2 separate regions of the Homo sapiens genome follow, and region 2 is linked to region 1. The links are chromatin loops, found by intact Hi-C in ENCODE. Cell type or tissue: GM12878. All regions are shown on one strand. Links, peaks and the distances in the headings refer to the core of each region. The heading gives the core; the rest is flanking DNA. Region 1 holds the start of ZNF131 (zinc finger protein 131). Region 2 holds the start of NIM1K (NIM1 serine/threonine protein kinase).

The links. Hi-C counts contacts between places; a loop is a spot of excess contacts. Peaks named below come from ENCODE experiments on the same cell type or tissue, not always from the same donor. Only the 100,000 strongest peaks of a DNase experiment are listed, where the experiment ranks them.
Region 2: it touches region 1 in a loop (3-fold over the local background); 24 of 110 quality-filtered maps call a loop at or near these places.

What each region holds. Positions count from the first base shown.
Region 1 is chr5:43,114,812-43,130,075 of GRCh38, reverse strand. ZNF131 (zinc finger protein 131) reads right to left here and starts at 9,162. Exons shown (of 7, transcript NM_001330707.2): 1 at 8,953-9,162; 2 at 7,899-8,037; 3 at 6,766-6,867. The coding sequence starts at 8,022. RefSeq lists enhancers at 7,507-8,074, 8,075-8,643, 9,441-9,500 and silencers at 8,221-8,480, 8,911-9,260. In GM12878, for the core only: no CTCF peak of the experiment used is centred there; DNase peaks (open chromatin) are centred at 7,641, 8,635 and 9,025; H3K4me3 peaks cover 3,882 bases; H3K27ac peaks cover 3,402 bases.
Region 2 is chr5:43,189,666-43,204,435 of GRCh38, reverse strand. NIM1K (NIM1 serine/threonine protein kinase) reads right to left here and starts at 12,211. Exons shown (of 4, transcript NM_153361.4): 1 at 12,025-12,211. RefSeq lists an enhancer at 11,186-11,895 and a silencer at 12,231-12,370. In GM12878, for the core only: no CTCF peak of the experiment used is centred there; no DNase peak of the experiment used is centred there; H3K4me3 peaks cover 2,772 bases.

The DNA.
Region 1 (15,264 bases), core at 4,161-12,160:
CAGGCTGGTCTCGAACTCCTGAGCTCAGGCAATCTGCCCACCTCGGCCTCCCAAAGTGCTGGGATTACAGGCATGAGCCACCGCGCCTGGCCTCCCATTTCTCTTAAAACCAGAAGTTTCGGCTGGGTGTGGTGGCTCATGCCTCTAATCCCAGCACTTTGGGAGGCCGAGGCAGGCAGATCACGAGGTCAGGAGTTTGAGGCCAGCTTGACCAACATGGTGAAACCCCGCCGTCTCTACTAAAAATACAAAAAGTAGCCGGGCGTGGTGGCACGCACCTGTAATCCCAGCCACTGGGGAGGCTGAGGCAGGAGAACTGCTTGAACCCAGGAGGCAGAGGCTGTAGTGAGCCGAGATTGTGCCACTGCATTCCAGCCTGGGTGACAGAGCAAGACTCCATCTCAAACAAACAAACAAAAAACACAGAAGTTTCTCCATAAATCTGGCAGCAAAATTTGATCTCAGCTAACATGGGGCTATGTCATCTTTATCCCACTTAAGAGTGAATACTAACATGCTATGCTGCTAAACTATTAGTATTTGTGAGTATTATGTTTTTCATTACCCTTAGAAAAATTCTAAAATCTGGAATGTTGAGAAGTATGTCTGGCCTCCGAGAAGATTTGAATAAGGAATTGTGGACCTAGCTCCCTGTCCTGACTGATGAGAATCACCTATAGACTAAATAAAGTACTGGTACCAAGGGCTGGGTGTGGTGGCTCATGCCTGTAATCCTAGCACTATGGGAGGCCAAGGCAGGAGCATTGCTTAAGGCTGGTAGTTCAAGACCAGCATGGGCAAAGTAGTGAGATCTCTTCTCTACAAAAAATACAAAAACTAGGCTGGGCATGGTGGCTCATGCCTGCAATACCAGCACTTTGGGAGGCTGAAGCACGCAGATCACTTTAGGTCAGGAGTTTGAGACCAGCCTGGCCAACATGGTGAAACCCTATCTCTACTAAAAATACAAAAAATATTAGCTGGGCATGGTGGTGGGAGCCTTAATTCCAGCTACTTGTGAGGCTGAGGCATGAAAATTGCTTGAACCCGGGAGGCGGAGACTGCAGTAAGCCAAGATCACACCACACTGCACCCCAACCTGGGCAACAGAGTGAGACTCCGTCTCAAAAATAGTAATAATAATAAATAATAAATAAAAATACAAAGACTAGCTGGCCTTGGTGGTATGTGCTTGTAGTTAGAAGGCTGAGGTGAGAGGACTGCTTGAACTCAGGAGGTCAAGGTTGCAATGAGCCATGATGGTACACTGCACTCCAGCCTGGGTGACAGAGCAAGACCCTGTCTCCAAAAAGAAAGTACTGGTACCTGATCTTTGGAATCAAAACTGGGATAAATATCTGGGTTTTTGTTTTTTTTATTATGAGCACCCCAGGTGTGTTTTTTTTTTTTTTTTTTTTTGAGATGGAGTCTCGCTCTGTCGCCCAGGCTGGAGTGCAGTGGCGCCATCTCAGCTCACTGCAAGCTCCGCCTCCCAGGTTCACACCATTCTCCTGCCTCAGCCTCCCAAGTAGCTGGGACTACAGGTGCCCACCACCATGCCCAGCTAATTTTTTTTGTATTTTTAGTAGAGACGGGGTTTCACTCTGTCAGCCAGGATGATCTCGATCTCCTGACCTCATGATCCGCCCGCTCGGCCTCCCAAAGTGCTGGGATTACAGGCGTGAGCCACCATGCCCAGCTCCCAGGTGCTTCTAACTTATATGACCAGCCCAACACTGTCCTAGGAACAAACCAGTGACCTAATTAGCTAACATGAACCAAACTGATAATACTTGCCCAGCTAAATGAAGTGATGGTGGATATGTAATAATTATACATCTATCAAGACTAGTTTGGTAACTTAACAAATCTCAGCAATCCCTTACTCCCTTCATAACAGAAGTGCGCAGAATACAACTTTTCTAAGAGAGTATCTAAGGAAAATGTTAAAGTGAACAACTGAATCTAAGTCTTCTCCCTGACAGAAATGCTTAGAAAGGAGTAAAAGGGAGCAGCATTGTGGCATTACTCTAGACTCAGGGAATCCCTGCAACTGGTGGAAAACTCCTACTCAAAAAGATGTATAAACATGTACAAGGATGTTTTGTTCTTGATAGTAGGGGCTAAAATTTCTGGACACCATGGTAGAGCTGCTGTTACAGAGAAACTAAGTGCCATGGATCTGTGGTTTCAGGTGAAGTAGAAAAAGAATGAATTTAGAAAATTGGAGGTTCACGTTAGAAGGTTGTGTGTTCTGAACAAAGGAATGAATGTCTGTTGAAGATTTTATATGGTGTGAATCCAAGCCACAAAGCTGAGCTGGGATCCAATTAGCTTCAATAGCAACAAATCTGATTTGAAGTCAAAGATGAACCTGTGGTTTTCATCAAAGGTAACTTACTTTAACCAGGAACACAGAAAACATGGAGGGTGAGCTCAGCTTGCACCTAATGAGTTTATACTCAGAGAATATTACAATCTAAATTTATATACACGTCATTTGCTTTTACGCAATCCTCTAAGACAGTGGTCCTCAACATTGACTGCACACTAGAATCATGCTAGGGCAGTGCTGCTCAAATTTTACTGTGCGTAGGCACCATCTGGGGATCTTGTTCCAATTCAGCAGGTCTGGAATGGAACCTGAGTCTACATTTCTAACAAGTTTCCAAATGATCCCCATGTAGTGGTCCTCAGACCACAACCTACATAGTATATCAAGAACCTAGAGAACTTTTAAATATAGTTTTCTGGATCCTACTCCTGAAAGATTTTTAATTATCTGGAGATACAACCTGGGCATTTATATTTGTAATCGCTTCCCTGGTGTCTCTAATGCCCACCTAATGTGCCATGCTAAGTCATTATTTATATTTTACGAGTGGGGGACGGGGTCCCAGTTCTAGCTAAGATGGAGAAAGCACACTCCACCCTATCTTGTCCATTGATTATTACTAAAAATCCTGGAAAGAATACATAAAGCAAATATACAAGGACTCTGAAAAGTAATTTGAAGCAAGCAGACTGGCGAGAGAAATCAAAACTCAAAACAGTAGTGAGTTTCCTGGTTTTTTTCTCCCACATATGTCAGCTTAGACTTGAGGACAGCCCAAATCTCATTAACTGTGCAGTGAGTGAAGACAGAGAAAAGTTCCAAGAGAAACTCCTTCTGGCTAGAGAACTAGAAAAGATGATGAATGGGAGAGGGACAATGGGGAGGGGTGGATATCTGGTAATTTTTCTTCTCTCTCAGCTCTGCCTCAAAGCAAGCCCCAATCCTGAGTCTGCACACCTGTGGCTGGTAGCTGTCTCCTAAACTCTAAAAGAGAGTTCTTCTGACAAAAGAACTAGGAAAAAGACGATGATCGGAAGAGTATGGAAGAGGGAATTCATTTTATTTTTTTCTCTAACTTTTCTCTCTCTCCATTTTGTTCAGGAAATGAGCCCCTCTACAGAAAACGTATGAAAAGCACAAAGAAGCTAAAATTCCAGTTTTCTCACCAAAGAACCACGAAAAGAAACTCTTGGGAGCTTGTGTACAAGGGAAGTCACGGAGAGAAGAAACGTCCTCTAAATTTGTGTATACAATCTCAAGTTTACCACCAACATGCCCATGTGTGAACTGACCCAAGGCGGCAGAGGAAAGGCGCTGAGAACTGCACAATGGCATGGATGGCACACCTGGGACCTGAACAGCAATACGAAGGTTTTGAAAAGTAAGTTCAAACTGGATCCACAGCCCACAGAGGCAGTCTGAACCTAACCAGGTTAACTGCCCGCTAAAGTGAAACCAAAAAACCAAAAATATTTTCCAGAGGATTTTAACAGCATCCAGTTTTGTAACAAAATATTCAAATGTCCATGACATACTCCAAAATTATGTGACATGAAAAATAAGGAAGCCAAGATATCTAAGGTCACACAGCACACAAACAGTTAAAGCCAGGGCTAAAACTCAAGTTTTCTAACTAACTATATGCCCAGGGCTTTCTCCACAGCCAGGTGACCTTGCTAGACAGTACTGTAACCCCAAAGTTAAGGGCTTAAGATACTGAACCAAATTAATTATTTAAACCTGAATCTGACCAAATGACAGAAATAAAGTGTGTGTCTATTTTGCTTTCTTATCTATCTAGAATTCAAATACTGAAGACTTGTGTGTGCCACAGACCTAAATCTCAAGGTGACTAGTCTTCAGAAGACCAGGCTCTACTTCTACTTCTCCAGGTAATGTGTGCTCATTCTACCAGCAACAAATATTCCAGCTTGGGCCACTTTTCCTTTTTTTTTTCTTTGAGACGGAGTTTCACTCTTGTTGCCCAGGCTGGAGTGCAATGGCGTGACTCAGCTCGCTACAACCTCCGCCTCCCGGGTTCAAGCGATTCTCCTGCCTCGGCCTTCCTGAGTAGCTGGGATTACAGGTGCCCACCACCACGCCCGGCTAATTTTATATTTTTAGTAGAGACAGGGTTTCACCATGTTGGTCAGGCTGGTCTCGACCTCTCGACCTCAGGTGATCTGCCTGCCTCGGCCTCCCAAAGTGCTGGGATTACAGGCGTGAGCCACCGCATCCGGCCAGGCCACTTATTTTTTAAGACTTAAAAATTCTGCTCAGACTTGGCCAGTCGTGGTCTCACGCCTGTAATCCCAGCACTTTGGGAGGAAGAGGCGGGTGGATCACCTGAGGTGGGGAATTCGAGACCAGCCTGATCACGCCATTGCACTCCAGCCTGGGTAACAAGAGCTAAAATCTATCTCCAAAAAAAAGAAAAAAAAAATTCTGCTCAGACTCAAAACTCCTCTTTGAAATCTTTCCTAAGGAAGACCAAACCACTCATTCTCCCTCTTCAGTGATACCATTTCACAGTAATAGTCTTTGTAATACTTTTTGCACTCCTTTATTTGCCTGTTGCTCACCTGTTATGAAATTTTCCGACTTCTTTAAGGGACATCTTATTCATTAATTCTTCATCTCCTGGGTCTAACATAGTACATGATATATTATAGATATTCAATATGATAAACTGACTTTTTTTTTTTTTTTTTGAGACAGGGCCTTGCTCTGTCGCCCAGGCTACAATGCAGTGGCAAAATCATGGCTCACTGCAGCTTTGACCTCCTGGGCCCCAGCAATCCTCCCGCCTCAGCCTCCTGAATAGCTGGGACCACAGGCATGTGCCATCAGACTCAGCTAATAATTTTTTAAATTTTTTGTAGAGAAGAGGTCTCCCTAATGTTTCTTAGACTGGACCCTGTTTATCAAGCTTTGACAAGGCACCAAATATCATGCCATGCACTCTGCATGTTATCGCAATTAGTCTTTATAATCCTATGAACCCACTTTTCAGATGAGGAGAAAAGTATGCAATTGAGGTAAAGTAACCCGCCTGGGGTCACATATTTAATAAACCTCAGGTGTGAATGAATTCATGGAGGCTTGCTTTGTAGTAGAAACCACTATCATCTGGGCAGTTAGATTCTCACTTTATTAAGTTTTGTGGATTTTCATAATTATGTCTCTGTCCTGATTATAGATATTAAAAGATACTCTAGCTGTAAATATATCAGCTATAATGCTAAACTGGAATATACCAAAATTAAAGAATATTCTTAACTCTTTTTTGTTTTCTTTACTCCCCTAGGCATCAAAGGGAAAAAAGGAGTTTCTAGGCAACCCATTCAGAACAAAGAATACGTACACAATGAAATAGATATAAAACCAAAACCCAAGAACCCTAAAAGAAGCTAAAATTCTGTAATTACGTAGGCAAACATTTATTTCCTGCTGTTTTAGATTTTGATGCTGGTGGTAGGGGAGGAGTTACTGCAGTAGCAGAAGAAAAAGCATGGTAATTAATAGCACAAACTTAATTCCTTGCTAGTTGGACAACCCTGGGCAAGTAACCTTTTAGAGCCTGCTTCCTGAAGTGTAAATTATTACAAATAACACCACTTCCCTTTTTGAAAAGAAAAGAAAAGAAAAGAAAAGACAGGGTCTATGTTGCCCCAGGCTGGCCTCGAACTCCTGGGCTCAAGCAATCCTCCTGCCTCAGCCTCCCGAGTAGCTGGGACTACAAGCACAAGCCATCCTGCCCAACATCAAACGATTGCTGTGAGCCTTAGACAATACACAAAACTACATATCACAACGCCTGGCACTTGGCAGGTTATTATTAGAAAAATGTCTAGAAAGTACAAAAATCACTTTTTGCTTCAAGGTAACAGGTATTGATCCATCCCATTGTAGAGCCAGAATTTCCTCTAAATGCTACTTCAGTTCATTTTTCCTAGCTTTCTCCCTATTATGGCAGCCCACTTCACACTGCATGTCATCTGTACCTCTGCTAATACATCACTACTTCTGCTATAGAGTACAGTAAAAGCTTCTACTGTAACCTGCAGCATCTCCAGCAGTCTGAAACATAAGCCCACTGAACAAAGATAGTAATTCACGTTTAATACTTGTTTTCAAAAAACAATGACCACCAGTTTCCACAATGGAAAAGACCAACATCTACCATCTAAGTTTTTCCTGGCAGATCATTCAACCAAGCACTTCACTGAAAGTAAGACTTCTCAGGTATCAAAAGAACAATTTATCTACCTTTACCTACAGGAACTACTGATGCCTATTTCCTATGGTGTCTTGATAAACTGTCTAAAACTGCTTCACCAATTGTTTGCTAAGTATTGTATTTAAAACAAGCATTTAAATAAAATGGCTTCTTTGATTTATTAAATAAAAAAACAACAAGAATCATTTACCTTCTATCTCCACCAATGGTTCTTGGGTAAACTCCTGAAAGAATTTGTAGAAGAACTTACTACAAGCAGCCAAAACAGCCTTGTGAGCCTTAAAATGGTGTCCTAGGTAAAATAAGAAAAAAAAAGAAAATCATACACAAGCACGAAAATCAAATGTATAACTACAAAATAGACTTAAAAATCATATAAAGCAAAATAGGTCTTCCTTCATTACGTAACTACAGAAATTATTGAACTAAATGCAGAATATTCTTGGCAGCTATCTTGGCAAATGTTAATCTCAATTAGATATAAAGCTAAATCTTCACTTCAAACCCCTTTAGTTTTATAAAGCCTAATTTACAACACTAGGTAAGGAGCCTCTTGACACTCTGTTGTTTCCAATTAAGTAGTGAGAAGCATATCCAACTCAGTTGAAACTGCTAAATAAAAGGACAACCCAAAAGGTCACATATCATTTGGAAAGAGAGAAAAAAACCGTAAGCACAAAGCTGGATATGTCTGCTATGAAAAACATTTTAATATGCCTAATATTTGGAAGCTCCATCTATGGTAGACCCATAATTTTAAAAACAGGTTACCTTGAGAAACCTATTTTCGCTAAACAGAAAACATACCCACGCTGGATTTCCTTCCATTATAGAGGCAACTCCTAAGGCTGGTAAAGACCCCATTTTATTTTGGAGATTCTCAAAGGGGGTATGAGTGCTGCAATGGAATCTCTCATTCTCCCTTCAAGACCATTTGGGAAACTAGAAAAAAAATCAACACTTCCCAAATGACTCCTGTAAGGGACTTCTCAAAGCTTACCAACAAGAGGCTATCAACCAAACATTTTGAGACAATCTGTCCCCAACGACATCATCTTGCACTCAACAGGATGTAAGAAGTTAAAATGAGATGAACACCAGACTACGTGGAAGGCATGACTGACCAACCAGCCTTCTGCAGCACGCTGTGTGAGTGGACACTGACAAGTGCAATCTGGTCCCAGTGCACACACTCTGCAGACTTTGGTAGGGAGACCATAGAGGATGGGTTAAAAAAAAAAAAAAAAAAAAAAAGGCGGGTGTCCGAAGGACAGAAAAAAACTGAAGCCAAAAATTCGCTCCTCTGCCCACTGCCCTACCCACCGTCGACAATTAGGGTGATGTCAGTAAACCGGTCCTGCTCTCGCTGTTCATTCAATCGGTCGAGGATCATTTTATGATGTTCAGGGAACTCCTGAAGGCATTCCATCGTCTCTTCAGCCTCCATGGCCGTCGGGCTGCTCTACAAAAGAAGAGCATGATAATGTACACCCATGAGCTCGAGCCGAGGAACAAAACCCCTAAAGCATAAAACAACAACAAAAAAAACCAGCAACGTGAAAAGAAGGGGGGAGGGTGAAGCAAGAGGAGAGAAAGGCGAGGGAAGAAAGGCGAGCCGAGCGGCCCCGGAGCGTTGAGACCGGAGCCGCGGCCGCGGGACTCCGAGCCTGACCTAATTGGAGTCGGGAGACGCGAGCTAGAGCGGGGTGGGCACAGCGCCGGAGGTTCCGAGCGCCAGGGCGCGCAAGTCCAACAAGGGAGGGGACTCGACAGCCGTGGCGGTCCTCTAACGGCCCGCCAAGCCCTTCTGCCCGGCCGGGGCTCCCACCGCCCCGGGACCCGGTCCGGCCCGCGACCCACAACGACTCTCGGGTCGCCTCTCCCTCCCCCGCCCTCCCTCTTCTCCCCCGCCCCGACCGGGCCGGCACTCACTGAGGGAAGGAGGAGCGGCCCAGGCTTGCGCGTCACTTACGTCGACGCACACCGTCACCGCGTCGAGCTCCGGCTGACGCGGACGCCTTCCGGGCGCCGACCAGCAAGGGAACGGGCCACGCCCCTACCCACACCCCTCAGTGGATGGGCGGGGCCGAGCGCGGGGATTTGGCGCTCACGAAGGGCGAGGGCTTGCTCTCTGAGAAGAAACCGGGCAGCGGTGGGCTTGGGCTACTGCAGAGCCTGGCAGGGCCAGAAGCTGGGAACCTAAGTCATTGCCCTTCAACCTCTCACCCTCCCCAGCTTGACTCCAGGGGCGGACACTTCCCGACCCGAGCCCGGAATGAACTCGCCAACCGTCCTCACAGCCCAGCTACTGCGCGGCCCCTCCCGCCCCGTCCTGCCCCGCCCCCTTCCTTCCGAGACCTGGGTTGGCCCGCCTTACCTAGCTCGTGGGTCGCCCTCCTTCCTCTCCGTCCCTCAGAGCCTCTTGTTCCGTGCTTTCCCCTCCCAGGGCATAATGCGCCCCACGCCTTTCCTGACCCCTAACCCGTGGGTCGCCCTCCATTTTCTTCGTGAGAGCCGGGGCTCCCCTTCTGCTCGGGCCCCGCTGGCGCACGTGCGTTCGGTTGGGCACCCGGGCGGCCGCGGCCCCGGCAGCGGCAGCTACGGGCGCGAGCACGTTCGGGCCGCCCGGAATCTTCCTCCGCGAAGCGCGCCCTCCCCGCGCCCTGCCGCAGCACGTGCTTGCTGGGCTCAGGACCTGGAGCTGCTCAGAATTATTTACACCGGATCCCGTTAGTGCAGGCCTTCCCCACTCCTTTAAAGAGTCCAGGCCGGCGCGGTGGCTCATGCCTGTAATCCCAACACTTTGAGAGGCCTGGGCGGGTGGAGCACATGAGGTCAGGAGTTCGAAACCAGCCTGGGCAACATGGCGAAACCCCGTCTCTACTAAAAATACAAAAATTAGCCGGGAATGGTGGTGGGCGCCTGTAATCCCAGCTATTCGGGAGGCTGAGGCAGGAGAATAGCTTGAAGCGGGGAGGTGGAGGTTGTAGTGAGCTGAGGTAGTGCCACTGCATTCCAGCCTGGGCGACAGAGCGAGACAACGTCTCAAAAAAAAAAAAAAGTCCAGTGACCCACAGTCAGCTGCATGTGACTGCTTCCTTAATTCCTCCAAAGAAATATTATATATAAATACATTTTGAGGATAATTCTATAATTGAGATTTACTTATTTTTTTCTCTCAAAGAACTTGAGAATTGGGATTACGGAGGAACTCAAATAGCTATATGGTAATAATGTCATCATAACTTCAACAGATATGTATTGAGAATCCTAGTACTAGACACTGAGAAGTCCAGCTGTGAACAAGGTATATGTGGTTTCTGCCTTTCTGAATCTTAAGTCTAGTAGACTGCATAGATATTTTGAACAGTAATTGCCTAGGTGCTTGCTGATGAGTTTTGCAACACCTGAAGAACGAAGTAACTGGGTGTCAAGGAAAGCCAGTTGACCTGTAAGAAGAGATGTGGGCGGGCGCGGTGGCTCACGCTTGTAATCCCAGCACTTTGGGAGGCCGAGTTGGGGAGGAGGAGTTCAGCCCAGGAGTTTGAGGCCAGCCTGGGCACATAGCGAGACCCCATCTGTATTAAAACAAAAAATGTTTTTAAGTGATGTGAAGTCTAAGTGTTCTTAGCCAAAAGTATAGCACATGCAAAGGCACCAAGATTATAGCATTCAGGAAACTGAAACAATGTTGCTGGATAGACGCACAAGGGTGCCTTATAAAAAGTGTTGAAGATGTCAGATTTTCTTTTTGCAAGGGGAAGCCTTGCCGCATGGTGACATCCTAAGATGTACTTTTTAAAGAGATAATTCTAGCCCCAATATGGAGAACAGATTAAATGGGACAAGCTGCTAGGAATAGAGATCAACTGGGAGACTGTTAGTAATGTAGATGAAACCATGGGGGAAAATGGAATTAGAGAGCTGGTCAGAATCTAGAGATAGGCTGGGCGCAGTGGTTCAGGCCTGTAATCCCATCACTTTGGGAGGCCCAGTCGGGGAGGATCGCTGGAACCCAGGTGTTCAAGACCAGCCTGGGTGACATGGTGAAACATCGTCTCTACAAAATACAAAAAAATTAGTGATGGTGTGCACCTATTGTTTCAGCTACTTGGAAGACTGGGGTGGGAGGATCACTTGAGCTCAGGGAGGTTGAGGCTGCAGTGAGCTAAGATGGTGCCACTTCACTCCAGCCTGGGCAACAGAGTGAGACCCTGTCTCAAAAAAAAAAAAAAAAATCTAGAGATAGAACCAACATTGGCTGTAAAGCATGCCATAGATACTAAATAAATATTGCTGGATATATTGGTGACAAGGGAGAAAGAATAGTCAAAGATGGCTCCTGGATTTCTGGCTTGAGCCAGTAGATTGTTGGCACCATCTACCAAAATAGGAAATACAACTGGCGGAGCTGGATGGGGAGAGAGGATGGAACCAGAGGTGTTATTATAAGGAGATAATGTTAGAGGCCCTTGGATATATGGGCCTACATATAGTTTAGGGAAGAAGACTAACCGTAGAGATAGAGATTTGCAAGTTTACAGCATAAAAGGAATATTGAAGTGTTAAGAATAGATGGGATTGTTTAAAGAGAGTCTGCAGGAGTGATAGGCTAGCTGCTTGTAGATTGAATTGGTGTTTTAAAATATTATCATCAGCTGGTGGCTCATGCCTGTAATCCCAGCACTTTGGGAGGCCGAGGTGGGTGGATCATGAGGTCAGGAGTTTGAGACCAGCCTGACCAACACGGTGAAACCCTGTCTTTACTAAAAATACAAAAATTAGCCGGGCATGGTGGCATGCGCCTGTAATCCCAGCTACTCGGGAGGCTGAGGCAAGAGAATCGCTTGAACTCGGGAGGCGGAGGTTGCAGTGAGCTGGGACCGTGCCACTGCACTCCAGCCTGAGCAACAGAGCGAGAGTCTGTCTCAAAAAAAAAAAAAAAAAAAAATACGCTGGGCGCAGTGGCTCACGCCTGTAATCCCAGCACTTTGGGTGGCTGAGGCGGACAGATCACGAGGTCAGGAGATCGAGACCATCCTTGCTAACACGGTGAAACCCCGTCTCCACTAAAAATACAAAAAAATTAGCCGGGCATGGTGGCGGGCACCTGTGGTTCCAGCTACTGGGAAGGCTGAGGCAGAAGAATGGCGTGAGCCGAGATCGTGCCACTGCACTCCAGCCTGGGTGACAGAGCAAGACTCTGCCTCAAAAAAAAAATAAATATAAAATAACACATAAATTAAATTAAATATTATCATAATTGTTATTATTCACACAGCCTGCCACCATGCCTGGCTAATTTTTTGTATTTGTAGTAGAGATAGAGTTTTGCCATGTTGGCCAGCCTGGTCTCGAACTTCTGACCTCAGGTGATCGCCTGCCTCCGCCTCTCAAAGGGCTGGGATTACAGGCATGAGCCACCGTGCCTGGCCACGGTATTTCTTAAGATGAAGAAATTGGACACAAAAATAGGCTTTTTGGAAATTCCAGTATATAGGACCGCTCTTCTTTTACAGCAATTGAATTTAACCAAATGGAGAACCCTTTTCTACATAGGATTTGAGCTGTCCAGTTCCCTATAATCCCCACCAATTTCTAATGTTTTAGACTCAGCTATCATTCATTTTCCTTATTTGCTTAGTCCCTGAAAGCATTTGAGTTTGGGACTCCTAGTCCCAAATGGGAGAATGGAAGAGAGTGTAGGACTTTTTATCTAAAAAGTATCAATGTTTATGGATTGAGTAGAAAAGGAAGAAGCTGAAAGGACTGAGTATTGCAGCTGAAGAAAGATGGAAAACTGGAAGAGTATGACATCAATAAGGCCGTGAAAGGAGAGTGTTTCAAAAGAGAGGGTGTGGGCCAGGTGCAGTGGCTCATGCCCATAATCCCAACACTTTGGGAGGCCGAGGATCACCTGAGGTCAGGAGTTCGAGACCAGCCTGACCAACATGGAGAAACCCCGTCTCTATTAAAAATACAAAATTAGCCAGGTGTGGTGGCAGGCGCCTGTAATCCCAGTTACTCTGGAGGCTGAAGCAGGAGAATCGCTTGAAACCAGGAGGCGGAGGTTGCAGTGAGCCGAGATGGCGCCATTGCACTCCAGCCTGGACAACAAGAGCAGAATGCCATCTCAAGGAAAAAAAAAAAAAAAAAAAATGGTGTGGTTAGCAGTGCCAAATGCTGCCAAGTGGTCAAGTGGTCAAGCTAAAAAAAGATTGGAAATGGTCTGGTATATTTAGCATCATGAATGTCTTTGGCAGAAGACCTTAGCAAGAAAAGATTTAATGGAGTTCTGAGGGGAAGAGAGGGGAGGTGAGAAGTCTATATTCAGGTAGGTTAAGGAATAGCTAGGAAAATTGGGACAGCAGTTTTAGAACTTTCATTTAAAAATGAGAGAAGAGTTGAAAGGAGTACCTATAGAGTCTAGCCAGTTTTACTATTTTTGTGTGTTTTGATGGGAGAGACTTAGGCTATTTAAATGGTGAGGGGGAAGGATCCAGCAGAGGAAGAAAATAAAAGTACAAGAGGAAAAGGAGCTAATTGTACAAGAGAGGGATTAATGGATTGAAAGTTATCAGGAGTGTAGATTTGCTTTCAAGAAGTTAAGGAAATTCCTATCAAACTGAAGACCTCTATTTTCTTCCTGAAATAGATGGTCAGGTCATCTACTAAAAATTCAAGAATAGGAGAGAAAAAGTATTTATGTGTTGGATATGAAGAAGTTTGAGACTGGAAGATGTATTAGTTATCGAAGGCGATGTAACCAATTCCCCCAAATCCTAGTGGCTTAAAACAATATTATTATTTCACACTTTCTGTGGGTCAGAAATCTAAGTGTCACATAGTTAGGCTTTCAGGGTCACTCACAAGGCTCCTATCAAGTTGTCAGGTAAGGTGGCTTTAATCTCAAGGCTCCAATGGGAAAGGATCTGCTTCCAAGGTCACTCAAGTGGTTCTTGACAGAATTCAGTTCCTCCCTGGCTCTTGGACTGAAGGCTTCAGTTCTCCGCAAGGCCTCTGTTCATGCCAGGCTCTCCACAGGACATGGCAGCTAGAGTCCATCAGAGAGGGCAAGAAAGGGTGAGCAAGACAGAAACCAAAGTTTCTCGTATTCCAATCTCAGAAGTGACATTCCATCACTCTTGCCATATTCTATATTTTAGAAGCAAGCCACCAGGGGCAGCCTACATTCAAAGGAAAGTAATGAACAAAGGCACAAATAGCAGAAGGCATGATCATTGGGAACAATCATAGGCGCTGCCTGCCACAGAACAGAATGGAAAGGATTTGAAATGGACCCTGGACACAGTAATAACACAGTAGCATCAACAGGAAGCACAGCAGTAACAGCATGCAGTAGGAGTTGGTGGCCAGGAATTTATATGATAGCAATCTGCCAGACATTATGATTTCCACTAGTAATATTCGTAGTCAGGTACATGGTAAATGACTTAGAATGAGTTAGTGTTAAAACACAGTTCCCTGTGGTGCAGATGTTGTGCCAGTTAATAAGCAGGTTTATAGATTTTCTGTGGAATCAAAATAGATTATTCAAATTTAGTAAGAATTGACAAATAGTTCTGGCTACCCTAGTGGTATCCAGGCACTTTTATATGTTTTAAGGCAACATTAGGAAGGAAATAACAGAGTGGTTAAGAAGGTTGGTTTGGGATCCTGAGTTGAAATCTTGTTTCAACCTAATAGCTGGGTGATTTCAGGCAAGTAGTTTAACTTCATTAAGCTTCCATTTCCTCACCTTTGAAACAGTGTTGTGGGAAGCAAATGAGGTAACATACAGGAAACACTTGGATTAGTAGCTGGTATACATTAGCTTTCAGCAAGCGGTCATTATCGTTGTATTCCAGCATAAGATTTACATTCTACCTGCTGGACTTAAAAAAAAAAAAAAAAAAGTGGCCAGGCGCAGTGGCTTACGCCTGTAATCACAGCACTTTGGGAGGCCAAGGCAGGCGGATCACAAGGTCAGAAGTTTGAGACCAGCCTGGCCAACATAGTTAAACCCCGTCTCTACTAAATACAAAAATTAGCCGGGCGTTGTAACGCACGCCTGTCATCCCAGCTACTCGGGAGGTGAGGCAGGAGAATCGCTTGAACCCAGGAGGTGGAGGTTGCAGTGAGCTGAGATTCTACCACTGCACTCTAGCCTGGGTGACAGTGAGACTCCGTCTCAAAAAAAAAGCATTTATGGAACAAAAAATGAGCTTGTCTTTGTGTTTGCCCAAAGGAACTGAAAATTCAGGGCATCCCCAATGATCCCTCAGATGCAGCAAGATGAAAAAAGGATCATGACAGGTCCAAACTTTTTTGGAAGAGCACATGATATTTTACATATGCCACAAATAAGAAACTGACACAATTTTTAGGGCTATTTCCTTCTTTTCTTTTTCAGGCAACCTGCTGGACTCAGGAAAGTAGCACGCACTTAAGGAAAGTTACTTAGTTGTTTCCCAGCTGGTGGATATTGGCCTTTACTTAGTAAACTCTAATTCTGGCTTGGAAACTCCCAATTTGGAGGGTACTGCATCATTCCTGTGGTGCTGGGAAAGAAGGCAGGACAGGGGCCAGGTAGCAAAAATCACAGAAGAGTGTGCTAAGTACGGATTGCACACTAGGCCAGAAGTTTTCTTTTCAGCAGTGTTGTTCACAGTGGCTGCTAAATCCTTTG
Region 2 (14,770 bases), core at 6,771-14,770, 72 kb before region 1:
GCCACCACTCCTGGACTGTGCCTTGTTTTTGAATTAACCATTGGAACTATCAGGCTGGGTGTGGTGGCTCACGCCTGTAATCCCAGCACTTTGGGAGGCTGAGGTGGGCGAATCACTTGAGGTCAGGAGTTCGAGACCAGCCTGGCCAATATGGTGAAACTCCATCTCTACTAAAAATACAAAAATTAGCCAGGAGTGGTGGTACGTGCCTGTAATCCTACTCAGGAGGCTGAGGCAGGAGAATCTCTTGAACCCCCCAGGAAGCGGAGGTTGCAGTGAGCTGAGATCGAGCCACTGCACTCCAGCCTGGGCCACAGAGTGAGACTCCGTCTCAAAAAAAAAAAAAAAAAAAAACCATTGGAACTATCAGTGATAGTAAATACACAAATTACACCACTTTTTTTTTTTGGAGATGGAGTTTAACTCTTCTTGCCCAGGCTGGAGTGCAGTGTCGAGATCTCAGCTCATTGCAACTTCTGCCTCCTGGGTTCAAGTGATTCTCCTGCCTCAGCCTCCCGAGTAGCTGGGATTATAGGTGCCTGCCACCATGCCCAGCTAATTTTTGTATTTCTAGTAGAGACGGGGTTTCACCATGTTGGCCAGGCTGGTCTTGAACTCCTGACCTCAGGTGATCTGCCTGCCTCGGCCTCCCAAAGTGCTGGGATTACAGACGTGAGCCACTGTGCCCAGCCAAAGGAGGGATTTTTTATGGAAAGTTGAGACTAGCTCTGGTAATGTCACCATAGTTCAATAAAGAAACACCACAGATTAGTGTACTATATGACTATTGTTAAAAGAAAAACCTTAGCCAAATTAAGTTTAACAGAGTTTAGCTGAGCAAACAATTATTCATGAATTGGGCAGCCTCCCAAGCCAGAGTAGGCTCAGAGACTCCAGCACAGCCAAGTGGTGGAAGATTTATGGACAGAAAAAGAAAAGTGATGCACAGAAAATGGAAGTGAGGTACAAAAACAGCCGGATTCGTCACAGTTCAACGTTTGCCTTATTTGAACATGGTTTGAACAGTTGGCCACCTTTCATTGGCCAAAACTCGGTGACTGGCACAAAAGTAGGCTTCAGTCCGTTAACAACTGCATTTAGGTTGTAGTTCACAATGTACAGAGAAACTTTTAGGCCAAACTCAAAATATGTAGGGAGGCAGCTTTAGGCTGAACTTGATTTAACACTATAGATATCCTAAAATGTTAATAGCAGTAGCATAAATTTAATCCTAGAGCAGTAAGAATTGCTCTTCTTGGGAACTGAGTGGAGCCTAGGAGGGAGGTCTTCTTGTGCAGCTGCTAAGTAGTGAAGGAGCTATGGCGGGGCGGTGGGGCTGGGGGGATGGTGGAAGGCGGTTAGGAGCAAAACTAAAGGCTACCAACAAACATTCCAGCAGAAGCAAAACAGTCATCGAAAGGCTGGAGCTGAAGAGCAACCAGCAATAGATTGTGTCTAGATGATGAGAATTGTGAGGCGCCATTGAAAATCTCAGGACATGGAGCCAGCAGCAGGTAAGCTGAGCGTGGCAGTGAGGCTTTCTAGGGTCTACTACTCTGCAATTTGAACCAGGTATGTTGTGAGGTCACTGAACATTGTAAAATAACTCAAAACTCAGAATAAAACAAGTATTTTTATCCCTTGTCAGTCTTTCCTCCTTCTGACCGTTCCAGCACACCCGTTTTCACACTGACCTTTTTCTTCAGCGCTGCTTAGTAAATGGCAAAAACAAATGGCAATTTACTTAGCTGGATGTGAGGCACTTCAGGGTCTTATCTCAGTTTTCCTCTGCAATCTTACTTCTTAATACTTGGCTAAACCAAATTAACCTGAGGCTCCAAGCCGACTGGCTGATTCAGTTTCCCTTGATTACCCAAGCACACTAGGGGACTTTTAGGAGTCCACTGGGGAGGGGCTTGTAGGATTTTTTAATCTCGCATTTTGTATTGGAATAAACAGACCCAGAGGGGTAAAGAGACAGTGGCAGGGATGAGACTAGGACCAAATGTCTTTACTTTGTCTCTTTCAGCTATATCAGCTCACCAACCAGCCTAACAGAATGAATAAATATCTAAAACAAATTTGGGGGCTAGGCACAGTGGCTTACACCTATAATCCTAGCACTTTGGGAGGCTGAGGAGAAAGGATCTCTTGAGCCCAGGGGTTTGAGGCTACAGTGAATTATGCCCATGCCATTGCACTCCAGTCTGCATGACAGAGGGAGATCCTGTTTCTGAAAAATAAAAATAAAAAAAAATTGGGGGGATTTAAAAGTCAAGCTAAGAAAAAAAATTAATGACCATAAATGTTTTCCTTTAATATTAACTCAAAAGAAAATTTGGAAGCTGCAAATATTTTCTCTTGATAGAGGAGGATTTATTATCAAATAGCTCAAGGTCACAATCTACTATAGGCTCAAGAGAATAATTTAGAAAAATATCTTTCTTTTTTTTTTTTTTTTTGAGAGGGAGTCTCGCTCAGAGGGAGTCTCGCTCTGTCACCAGGCTGGAGTGCAGTGGCACGATCTCAGCTCACTGCAACCTCTGCCTCTAGGGTTCAAGTGATTCTCCTGCCTCAGCCTCCTGAGTAGCTGGGACTACAGGTGCGTGCCACCACGCCCAGCTAATTTTTGTATTTTTAGTACAGACGGGGTTTCACCATGTTGGCCAGGATGGTTTCAATCTCTTGACCTCATCATCCACCCACCTCAGCCTCCCACAGTGCTGGGATTACAGGCATGAACCACCACGCCCGGTCAGAAAAATATCTTTCTTCTCACATGTTAAACTTTTGTGGTAGGCTTTCTAACAGCAAAAAAAAATATATTTGGCTTCACAAATATGAATGGCTGTTTTATTTTGTGTCATCAGTTCTAAGAATGCTCTTAGATCCAATCATATCTTAGCATTGTACCTCATATTACAAAGTGTTCATCATTCAAACAAAGGCAGCATGAAAACTTTGTTGTTAGTCTTCAAAGAAAAGTCCCTGGCATATCAACTGTGTACTTTTCCTTTTTTTTTTTTTGAGACGGAGTCTTGTTCTGTCACCCAGGCTGGAGTGCAGTGGTTCCATCTCCGCTCACTGCAAGCTCCGCCTCCCAGGTTCACGCCATTCTCCTGCCTCAGCCTCCCCAGTAGCTGGGAATGCAGGCGCCCGCCACCATGCCCAGCTAATTTTTTGTAGTTTTAGTAGAGACAGGGTTTCACCGTGTTAGCCAGAATGGTCTCGATCTCATGACCTTATGATCCGCCCGCCTTGGCCTCCCAAAGTGCTGGGATTACAGGCATGAATTTTTTTTTTTTTTTTTTGAGATGTTGTCTGGCTCTGTTGCCCAGGCTGGAGTGCAGCGGCGCCATCTTGGCTAACTGCAACCTCTGCCGCCCAGGCTCAAGCAATTCTCCTCCCTTGGCTTCTGAAGTAGCTGGGATTACAGGAGCCTGTCACCGTGCCTGGCTAATTTTTGTAGTTTTTAGTAGAGACAGGGTTTCACCATCTTGGCCAGGCTGGTCTTGAACTCCTGACCCCATGATCCACCCGACTCGGCCTCCTAAAGTGCTGGGATTACAGGCTTGAGCCAACGCGCCCAGCCACTTTTGCATATTTTAAACTGGGTCCAACCCAGTTACTTCTCTCGCCTTGGTGTTACAATTTCCCCATATTATTTCCTCTCCATCCGGACCAGCTGACCTCAACTCTTTGTCAATTCACACTCATTCCTCTCCCTTGTAAACTCAGTGTACCTCCTGCCTGTACTACACAAGCAATCACTGCATGTAAACTTGACTTGTTGTGTATCTTACGGTTGTGTTCTAGCTGTCTTAGTAACTACTACTGGCCGGGCGCAGTGGCTCACGCCTGTAATCTCATCACTTTGGGAGGCTGAGGCGGGCAGATCACGAGGTCGGGAGGTCAAGACCATCCTGGCTAACACGGGGAAACCCCGTCTCTACTAAAAATACAAAAAAGTAGCCGGGCATGGAGGCGGGCACCTGTAGTCCTAGCTACTCGGGAGGCTGAGGCAGGAGAATGGCGTGAACCTGGGAGGCGGAGTTTGCAGTGAGCCGAGATCGCGTCACTGCACTCCAGCCTGGGAGGCAGAGTGAGACTCCATCTCAAAAAATAAAATAAAATAAAATAACTACTACTTAATGAGAGCCTACAATAAATAGCAAGTGCTCAATAAGAAGGGTGAACATAGAATCTGTCATTCAAACCAAGACACCTCTGAGAATGGGGTGCTATTAATAATTGCACTAGGACGGCCGGGTGCAGTGGCTCAGGCCTGTAATCCCAGCACTTTGGGAGGCCGAGGTGGGCAGATTACCTGAGGTCAGGAGTTCGAGACCAGCCTGGCCAAGAAACCCCGTCTCTGCTAAGAATACAAAATTAGCTGAGCATGCGTGATGGCACATGCCTGTAATCCCAGCTACTCAGGAGGCCGAAGCAGGAGAATCACTTGAACCCGGGAGGCAGAGGTTGCAGTGAGCCGAGATCACACCATTGCACTCCAGCCTGGGCAAGAACAAAACTCTGTCTCAAAAAATAATAATAACAATCACACTAGGACAACAGGTGTAAACCGGGGTTGCACTGACGAACTGGGACATATGGCCACCCTATCAATAAGTGATAGTGTGGCAGACATCACTGCAGCCTGGCTCACTCAACGTCACTACTAACTCTCTTCTCCTTTCTTTGCCTTCTGTTATAGTAGCTGGCGATCCCAGTTTCCCTTTCTCCCTCAAAGATAGGGATAGCTCTGAGACACAGTTTTGGCCAGTAAGACCTTAGTGTGGTGTTTCTGATAATTAGTGCTTTCCTGTTGAAAGAGGATAGTTGCAGCTGGAGCAGCTCCTTTCATTTCCTTCCCCTGTGGAACTTACAGAGGAGTAGTAGCCACCTAGAGACCATGAAGTGATAAATATGAGGGCAAAAGGATGGATAGCAGAACAGAAAGATAGGAATAAACTAGGTCTCTGATGGCAGCTAAAACAAAGCTCTTAATTGCTTATCTAGACCTCTTCTTCTGCAAGAAAAATAAACTTCTAGCTAAGCAGGAAGATTCTTTAGTTAACTGCAGGCCAAAGCGTACCTAACTTAGAAGACTAGTCATTATTTCATTTCAACTACTTTATACATATATATATATATTTTAGTAGAGATGGCATTTCATTTATAGATATATACATTTTTCATATATATATATATATATATATATATATATATATTTTTTTTTTTTTTTTGGAGACAGAGCTTCACTCTTGTTGCCCAGGCTGGAGTACAATGGCACAATCTCAGCTCACTGCAACCTCTGCCTCCCGGGTTCAAGCTATTCTCCTGCCTTAGCTTCCCAAGTAGCTGGAATTACAGGCACGTGCCACCATGCCCAGCTAATTTTGTATTTTTAGTAGAGATGGGGTTTTTCCATATTGGTCAGGCTGGTCTCGAACTCCTGACCTCAGGTGATCCACCCACCTTGGCCTCCTAAAGTGCTGGGATTACAGGTGTGAGCCACCGTGCTTGGCCCTTTATACATATTTTTAAAAATCTTTACAACAGCCCTAAAAGGTGCCTGCTATTATCCTCATTTTTCAGATGAAGAAACTAAACTTCAGAAGGACTTGGTAACTTGTCCAAAGCCATACAGGCAATTAACATCCAAGTTTAATTTCAAGCCCAAGACTGTCTGACCTCAGGGTCTGTGCTTCACACAAAACAGATGAGGCTTCTTCACCTTGTCTCATGAGCAGGAGCTGTGTGTGCCACAGGCAATCCCCTCTAAACAGATGCTGCTAGAAAGTAGGAGGATAAGAAATAGATCGTGTTCTGAAATGGTTAAAAGACAATATGAAGTGGGCTGGAAAGGTTTGGCTTTTCAGTAATCATTACTTAATAAAGTCCGCTCTTTTTTTTTTAAGTTCAAGTAATCATTGTTGAAAATAAAAGGCAATAAAAATAAAGACAGTTTTCACTATAGAAAGAAGGAAAGAAAGAAGGAAGGAAGGAAAGTAGGAAAGAAAGAAAGAGAGCGAGCTCGAGAGGGAGGGAGGGAGGAAGGGGGAGAGAGAGAGAGCAAGACAGAAAGAAAGAAAGACAGAAAGACAGAAAGGAAGGAAGGGAGGAAGGAAGTAAGGAAGGAAGGAAGAAAGGAGAGAAAGAGAGAAAGAAAGAAAGGAAAGAAAGAAAAGAAAGAAAGAAAGAAAGAAAGAAAGAAAGAAAGAAAGAGAAAGAAAGAAAGAAAGAAAGAAAGAAAGAAAGAAAGAAAGAAAGAAAGAAAGAAAGAAAGAAAGAAAGAAAGAAATCATATTGGCCAGGTGCGGGTGCAGAGCAAGACTCCTCCATCGGAAAAAAGAAAAGAAAAGAAATAGATTATGTTTTCCCCCTACTTCCTTGCCCTCACCCCTACTCTAAGCAATGTGAGGTTGCTACCCCTCTTACTCTACTATGGAATACTCCTTCAATATCAAGATGACGTGTTCAGTTCAACAAACATTATTTTTAAGCTCCGTCCTCCATGTTTAAGTGTACAAGTTACCCCCAGGAACAATGTAGATATAACTAAATCTACAGCTAGTGGGGCAAGGTAGATGCATAAACAGATCGTCTAAATATAATGGCCAAAGGCTAAACTAGAGATAGGTACAGACAGGGTGGGGCCCAAAAGAGAACATCTGGAAGGAGATAAGGCCTGAAGGAATTTCCAGGTGTGATTCAGCAAGTACTGAAAGATAGAGAAATGTAGGTCAGGGAAATGGTAAAATGGGAGAGGGGGTATGGAGTATGGATCATGGAAATTGAGGCAGTATAAAGGGTGGAAAAATCAGTACCTCTGTGTTCTGTAGGAGCTCAAGGGCTGGCGCTGTTGATTACATCTGAGGGAGTATTTGGCTACATTTCAAATTTCCAAAAAGTTTAAAAGGCTCTTTAAAAATCTTCATGATTAAAAATGACTAAGGTGTATTTTATTAGCCAAGAATAGAACTAATTTGGCCAGGCGTGGTGGCTCACGCCTGTAATCCCAGCACTTTGGGAGGCCAAGGCAGAAGGATGGCTTGAGGCCAGGAGTTCAAGACCAGCCTGGGCAACATAGAGAGGCCCGCCCCCCCTACCACCGACAACTCTACAAAAATAAAAAACTTAGCTGGACATGATGGTGCATGCCTGTAGTCCCAGCTACTCTGGAGTCTGAAATGAGAGGATCACTTGTGCCCAGAAGTTCTAGGCTGCAGTGAGCTATGATTGTACCACTGCACTGTAGTCTAGGTGAGTGAGATCCTGCCTCTAAATAAAACATAAAAATAAATAAGTCAATAGATTCTGTCCAAAATTGATAAATCAAGAACCAGTGGCCAGGCATGGTGGCTCATGCTTGTAATCCCAGCACTTTGGGAGGCCAAAGTGAGAGGATTGCTTGAGCCCAGGAGTTTGAGACCAGGCTGGGCAACATAGTGAAACCTTGTCTTTACCAAAAAAAAAAAAAAAAAAAAAAAGCTGGGCATGGGCATGGTAGCGTGCACCTATAGCCCCAGCTACTCAAGAGGTTGAGGGGGAAGGATTGCTTGAACTCAGGAATTTAAGGCTGCAGTGAGCCATGATCACACCACTGTACTCTACCCTGGGCAACAGTGTGAGAACCTGTCTCAAGAAAAAAAGAAAAAACAGCAACATAAGCTAATTATTTGGACATAGGGAGGTAAGTGATCAAACAGCCAAGAGTTCAAAATGATTGCCTCTGGAGACTGGGACTGTTGTTTTAGTTATAAGCTTTTATTTTTTATTTATTTATTTATTTATTTTTGAGACAGAGTCTCGCTCTGTCGCCCAGGCTGGAGTGCAGTGGCGCGATCTCGGCTCACTACAAGCTCCATCTCTCAGGCTCAAGCCATTCTCCTGCCTCAGCCTCCCGAGTAGCTGGGACTACAGGCGCCCACCACCACACCTGGCTAATTTTTTTTTTTTTGTATATTTAGTAGAGACAGGGTTTCACTGTGTTAGCCAGGATGGTCTCGATCTCCTGACCTCATGATCCACCCACCTCGGCCTCCCAAAGTGCTGGGATTACAGGCGTAAGCCACCGCGCCCAGCCAGTTATAAGCTTTTAATATACTCTCATAAAATTAGGTGAATGCATTGTGATGATAACAATTTGAACAATTTTTTAAAGTAAAAAGAAAAATTTCAGTGCAATTATGTAATCAAGTGTATCCATATATTATCCCAACTAGATAATTCCAACAAATAGAGACACAGAAAGCTTCTTGATGGCTTTAGGATTAGGGAGAAAAGATCTAATGAGCAGCTAGTTCAGGAGACCCGAAAAGACAGCTGCCTCAGCCCACACCACTTGGATGGGTGGCAGGGAGTCAGAATGAACTAAGATCTGCCGCTAAGGCCTCCCAAGTCACACGATTTTGCTAAATAGGGTACTGACTGCTTTCTGGAAAACCATCAGTGTTCTCTGTGGAAGATGAAGAGTGGAGTTCTTCTTAGTTTCCTATTCTGCAACTTCGTTTTCCTTCTGTGCAACCCTCTTTTCACTTGATGTTTTCGCTTTTACTTTCTTTCTATTAATCTGCTTTCTCCTTACAGTTTTTTCCCCTTAACAGTTTTATTTTGCTCTCTAATCTTAAATTCTTCCCGCTATCCATGCCCTGAATTTCTCTTAAGTCTTGGCTAATGCTCATATTCATAATGCTCATGTCAGACAATTTAGATTTTTGTCTCGATTTTCCAAGTGGTTAGCTGAAATCACTTTTTTTTTTTTTTTTTTTGGATTCAGAGTCTTTCTGTGTCTCCCAGGATGGAATGCAGTGGCATAATCACAGCTCACTGCAGCCTTGAACCTCCCAGGCTCAAGCAATCCTCCTCCCTCAGTCTCCCCAGTAGCTGGGACTACAGGCATGCACCACCACACCCAGCTAATTTTTAAAAAATTTTTATAGAGACAAGGTCTCACCATGTTGCCCAGGCTGGTCTCGAACTCCTGGGCTCAAGCAGTCCTTCTGCTTCAGCCTCCCAAAGTATTGGGATTACAGGCCTGAGCCACGGCACCGACCTATCACTTGGCTTTTGAACACAACTTGTCCATCTGTAAAACTGATTAATATTCCTCAGGATGCTGTATAATAATGGCTAAGCTAACCTTGAAGTTCTTGAGAGAAAGTAATTTAAGAACTATGATGTGGTTAATTCAAGTTGTAGACTATTATCTTCATAAGCAATTTGAATATTTTCTTCTTCTCCTGAAAATTAAAACTTCAATTCTAGAGACCTTTTTCTAGAATGACAATAGGAAATGACAAAATACAAAATGAAACAAATTTTATGAACAGTTTGTCCTTTCAACAAGTGAAAGAAAATCAACCAATGAATTAAAACTCTTTAATCCCTAGAGAAATACAGTGATCAGATTCAAAGAATGAAGTTGGATTTAATGTTATATTTTAATTTTTAAGTTTCTCAAAATGAAACTATATATGTGACAAAAACATTAACCTACTAAGACAAAAATCTTTGCTTTTGTTTTTTTAAAAATGTATGATAAGTCTGTCATGCACCTGTAGTCCCAGCTCCTCAGGAGGCTGAGGCAGGAAGATCCCTTGAGCCCAGGAGTTTGAGACATGCCTGGGCAACATGGCGAGACCCAGTCTCTAAAAACGAAAAGAAAATAAAACAAAACTGTAAGTCTGAGGGCTTCAAGCTGTCTAATCACATGCTATCAATGTTAGAATTTGAAGCTCAGAAATCGTGGATGTGTAATGAATTACGGTTCTTTAAAGAAACCAACATTTGCTGATAAAAGTATTTGAAATGGTACCACTGCTTGCCCCAAATTAAACCTTTTCAACTAAAAACCTAGGGTTAAACCAAGAATATAAAGGGCTCTATAACCTATCTGTAGTTATTACTGGGGAATTCAGATTTCATATAAACCTGTCTTTATTTTAAATGTAGTTAGAAAAAAAGCACACACCTCAAACCAAATATCCAATCCACATTTTTTCCTAACACAGAAGGAGGCTTCTCTGAAGGTTTTTCCAGGCTTACCATTTAACAGTGGTCCAGCTAAAAATAAACCCATGAGGGTTTACTAGGCAAATTCAATGGCACACCAAACACCAGTCCATGGGGAGTTGGATTCAGCTTTTTCCCCACTAGCCTCTCGCAGGAATCCCCCCCTACATTCTCCCATCTCCTAATTAGAAAGCTAATTAGGCTTCCAAATGTAAATGCTAAATGGCGAGGGCGATCTGGGCTCAGGCCAGGATTCGTGGAACATCTAACACCCTCCTCTGTCCTCTGTTCGTGCAGTGAGCTGTGGGAAGAGAGCTGGGCAGCATGACTATTTGGGGCCATTTAACTTGCTGGAGGGCAGTGTTTACTCTCATTTGTCTGAGCGGAAAGCTGTGTTGCATGGACTGCAAACTCTGAAAAAATAAAATAAAAAAAACAACAACATGCCTTGGGATTTTAGTACTTTAAGGGAAAAAGTAAGTACATTTTCATAAACTCAATTATTACCATGGTGACAACGAGGGTACAAGAGAAGGTCCTCTGGAGAACAGTTCCTGCTTCTAACTAGACAGCCTCTCAATAGAGCAGGGCGACTTCTTCAGTAACCATGACAACCAGAATTAGAAGTGCTGTTGCAACACTAACAGAAACCATCTTTTGAAGCGGTTCTGTGAATCACATTGAATACTGATGATGCAAGCTAGTGTGATACATACTTTTCAAACATTAAAAAAAATCTTATTACCATAAACAAATATTCACCTTAGATTTCCATTTGAAATCTTGACTTGGAATCACTTTTTTTCATCTGGTTTCGTTTGTTTCCCTTTTGGATTCCCGCGGCCTCAATTGCAAACGCGATTTGTGTAATTTCCAAACTTGTCAGAACTGCACGGGTAAGAGCTTAGAATGTGATTCATTCGCTCTTATTTTGAAACGGGATGAGGAATGGGGTGGGGGAGGGGGGGTAGACAGAGAGCCCTCTTGTCTACTGTACTCAGGAGGACGAAAACAGGGGAGGGAAGGGGAAAAGAGAGGAGAAAGGGAGAAAGGGAGGGAGGGAGGAGGAGAAGAGAAGGGGAGAGGAGGAGGAGGAAAGGAGGGAGGGAGAAGAGGGAAAAGGAGGGAAGGAGGGAAGGAAAAAACAGAAAGGAAAGAAGTGCTATAGCAGAATCTTTGCTGCCCATGTTATCTATTGCCTTGACTTCTCCATCTGCCAAGATGTGTCAAGCACGCAGAAGCTGGCTGGAATCGATATTTTAAAGACCCGGTTGCGATCTTTTCCTGGTCGTATCAAGGAGTCCTGGAGCTTCTAATATTCCTGGAGGGATATCCAGGAAGAGGAAAAGAGGCTCTTCCTTACTTCGTGCGGTCTTCCAAAAGAAGCACCTTTCGCTGGGGAGAGTCGCGGCGTGGGGTGCAATGGAAGGTTTTGTTCTCCTGGGCCACATGCGTTAGATGTCAGTTCTCTCCACCAGCAGCACCGGCCGGCGCGCGTGGGGAGATCACGCCGGTCTTCTGCCCTTGTAACAAACGCTCCAGATTTGGTCTGGTGCCTTAGGGCTCTGGTCCAGCGCACCCGCTGTGCGCAACGCTAGGCGCTAAGCTGCGCTCCTCGGCTCACGTGTGGACGCGCACGCAGACACGAGTGTCCACACCATACAGAGACATGGGTGCACACACGCGCGCACATAGACATGGGCGCCGCACATGACACGGGCACCACACATGACACGGGCACACACGCGCGAGCACGCTCTCGCCCTGGCTCTAATGCCCCCTCCTCTCGCTTGCGGATCGGCCTGGGCAGGTGTGGGGGTACGCCCCAGAAAGCGCCTAACCTTCTTCTGACCCCACTTCGCAGACACCCCGTGGCAGGGCTTCCTTTCTTCCTTGGGTCGCGGGGAGGAGAGGCGCCTCCTCCTCAGCCACCCAGGTCTGCAGCCTAGCAGAGGAAGGGTGGCGGGGTGGGGGTGCTGGCGGCGAGTCCCCCAGCCCCTCGCTTACCTTCGTGGCGAGGCCAGCTCTTGGGCTTCGCTGCACGGCGCCAGGCTAGGCGCGCTGGGTTGTTGCCTCTGGAGCAGGAGCGGTCGGTGTGTGGATGTCCCGAGGTGAGGGCGCCGCTGTCGCGCTTGAGGCTCCCGGAGCTGTCAGGGGCGGCCGACCTGACCGGCAGCGGCCCAGGGCAAACCCCGCCCTCCGGCCTAGGCCGGCTCCGCAGCGGGGACCGAGACGCCCCACAGCGTTTCCTGAAGGACCAATCCGGAGCGAGGGGCTGGCGTGGGGAAGGAGGGACGGGGGGCCTGTAGTGCACCCGGACGCCGGCCTGGACCTTGTAAGCTGGTTTCTATGGCAGCCAGGAGGGAGGGGCGAGAGGGAGGGGACGCGCGGCGCAGGGACACCCAGTGCAGTCGCTCGGGGAGGGGGGTGATTGGGCCTGACGCAAAGAGGACCCCTTCTAGAGTCTGGATGGGAGCAGCTACACGGCCGAAAGCGGGCTGACACAGCTCCCACCGACGTACGCCTCGTGCCGAGCGGTTCCAGCGCTTCAGCAAGGGTTTCCATGTCCTTGGGAAACCGTGACCCAGTAATCCTCCCAACAGAAAGGGGGTTTCCAGCAAACCACCGTGACAGCTCCTCCGGGTGAGTCGGGCAGGGTTTAGGTTCTGCAGAAAGAAGTGCTAATGTCACCCTCTGTCTGGATTCCTGGCATACATCGGTTCCCCTGGTGCCACTTTGTCACTGGCTCCCTAATCTCCTGCTAGGGAGATACTCTCGGCTGTGACCCTCAGATGCCAAAGATTATTTTTCTAGTTTATAAACTAGAAATACCGTCACTGGATTGAACGTAGAGTTGGAAATGGGATTCGCAAAATACTAAATAAAACATACCGGTTATTTACTGAAGTTTAAGCCCTTCCTTTTACAGAGAGAGAAAAAAAAAACTGAGTTCAGAGGGGTCAGTTAACTTAGCAAGGGTCACACAACTGATTAATGGCAGAGCCAGGACTAGACACCCTAAGTCATAGTTCTGCGAGCATTCTTTCTACTTCCTCCTGCTCTCCATCCTGTATTGATTGCCAGAGCAATATTTACAAGAGCAAAACTGTTAAGTAGCAACATAACCCATGTCTACAATTCTTTTATGGTAGAAACTAGGGAACCCCAAAATTCCTTTTTTGCTATTTGCCAGGCATTGTAATAAACTCTTTTACAAAGAGTAACTGATTAAATCCTCATGATAATCTATGGGTTAGGTACTGTTACTGTCATCCTTGTTTTGATAGATGAAGAAACTGAAGCCCAGAGAGGTTACAGGATTTGATCGAGATCACACAACTGTTGAATGCTGGCTCTGGGACTCTAACCCAGTTTGTTTGACTCCAGAGTTGGTGTTCTTCATTACTTTGTCTCTGCTGCCTGTTTGTGTGATGATTAAAGGGGTCAGGAACGGGAAGGGCAAGAAATAAAAACCTTGGACAGCTCCGTGCACTGACGGTTGAGATTGGAAAGAAAATTGAAAGAACCTGAAACAACTGCTTCCTTGGCTTCTGAGAGTGGTCATCTATTTATGTAGAACAAGGGTTCTCTCGAGAAAATTTGTTTTTAAAGAGACATCCCCTCCTCAAAAGACAAGAGGTTTGTTGTTTTTTTTTTTTAAGAGTAATCTTTAAAATAGTACATGCCATCAGTCTATTTTCTTTCTAATGCAATAAAATGCAGGGAGAAACTCTACATATTTTTAAAGATATAAAAGACCCTTGAATTCAAATAAACAGAATAAAATTTCATAGAGAAATTGCCTAGAAACCAAGAGCCTCAAACACCCAATCTGACAGAGGCTCTCTGTGACATAGATCCTCACCATCACACCCCAAAGAGCATGCACAAGGCAGAGGTGATGATAGGTTCTAGTAGCTTAAAAGGTTACTGAACACTTTAGGCTAATACCATCACATTGGGAGTTAAGATTTCAATATATGAATTGGGAGATACAAAAATTTAGTCCATAACAGAACCCTTCCCAACTTTTATCTTTCTTTCAGGAATCTCTATTTTATACTATGTGTGTCAGACCTTCTCATTCTATTTCATGTCTTTTCTCAGATTCTCTAGATTTTTAACATTTTGTGCTACATTCTAGGTAATTTCTTCAGATCTACCTTCTGTTCATGAATTTTCTCTTGCACTAACCTGCACACTGACTTTATGATAATGCAAATATAATTAAATCAAGAGGTTTGAGAGTGCCGATTTCAGTATCTTTCACAGCAGGGGTGAATTGATAGCTTAAAATTGAATCACTTATTTACAACAACTAGTATTATTAAAATCCCTTTTTTCTTAACTTTATAGGAAACTTGTAAGAACTAATATTTCTTGTAAAAAACCTTTTTCTGAGGTTTAGCAATTTTTTCTGCTTTCCTTCTTATTTCCGTTAAATCCAATAAAAATTAAACTGAAAGGCCGGGCACGGTGGCTCACGCCTGTAATCCCAGCACTTTGGGAGGCCGAGGCGGGTGGATCACGAGGTCAGGAGATGGAGACCATCCGGGCTAACACGGTGAAACCCCGTCTCTACTAAAAATACAAAAAAAATTAGCCGGGCGTGGTGGCAGGTGCCTGTAGTCCAGCAACTCGGGAGGCTGAGGCAGGAGAATGGCGTGAACCCGGGAGGCGGAGCTTGCAGTGAGCCGAGATCGCGCCACTGCACTCCAGCCTGGGAGGCAGAGCGAGACTCTGTCTCCAAAAA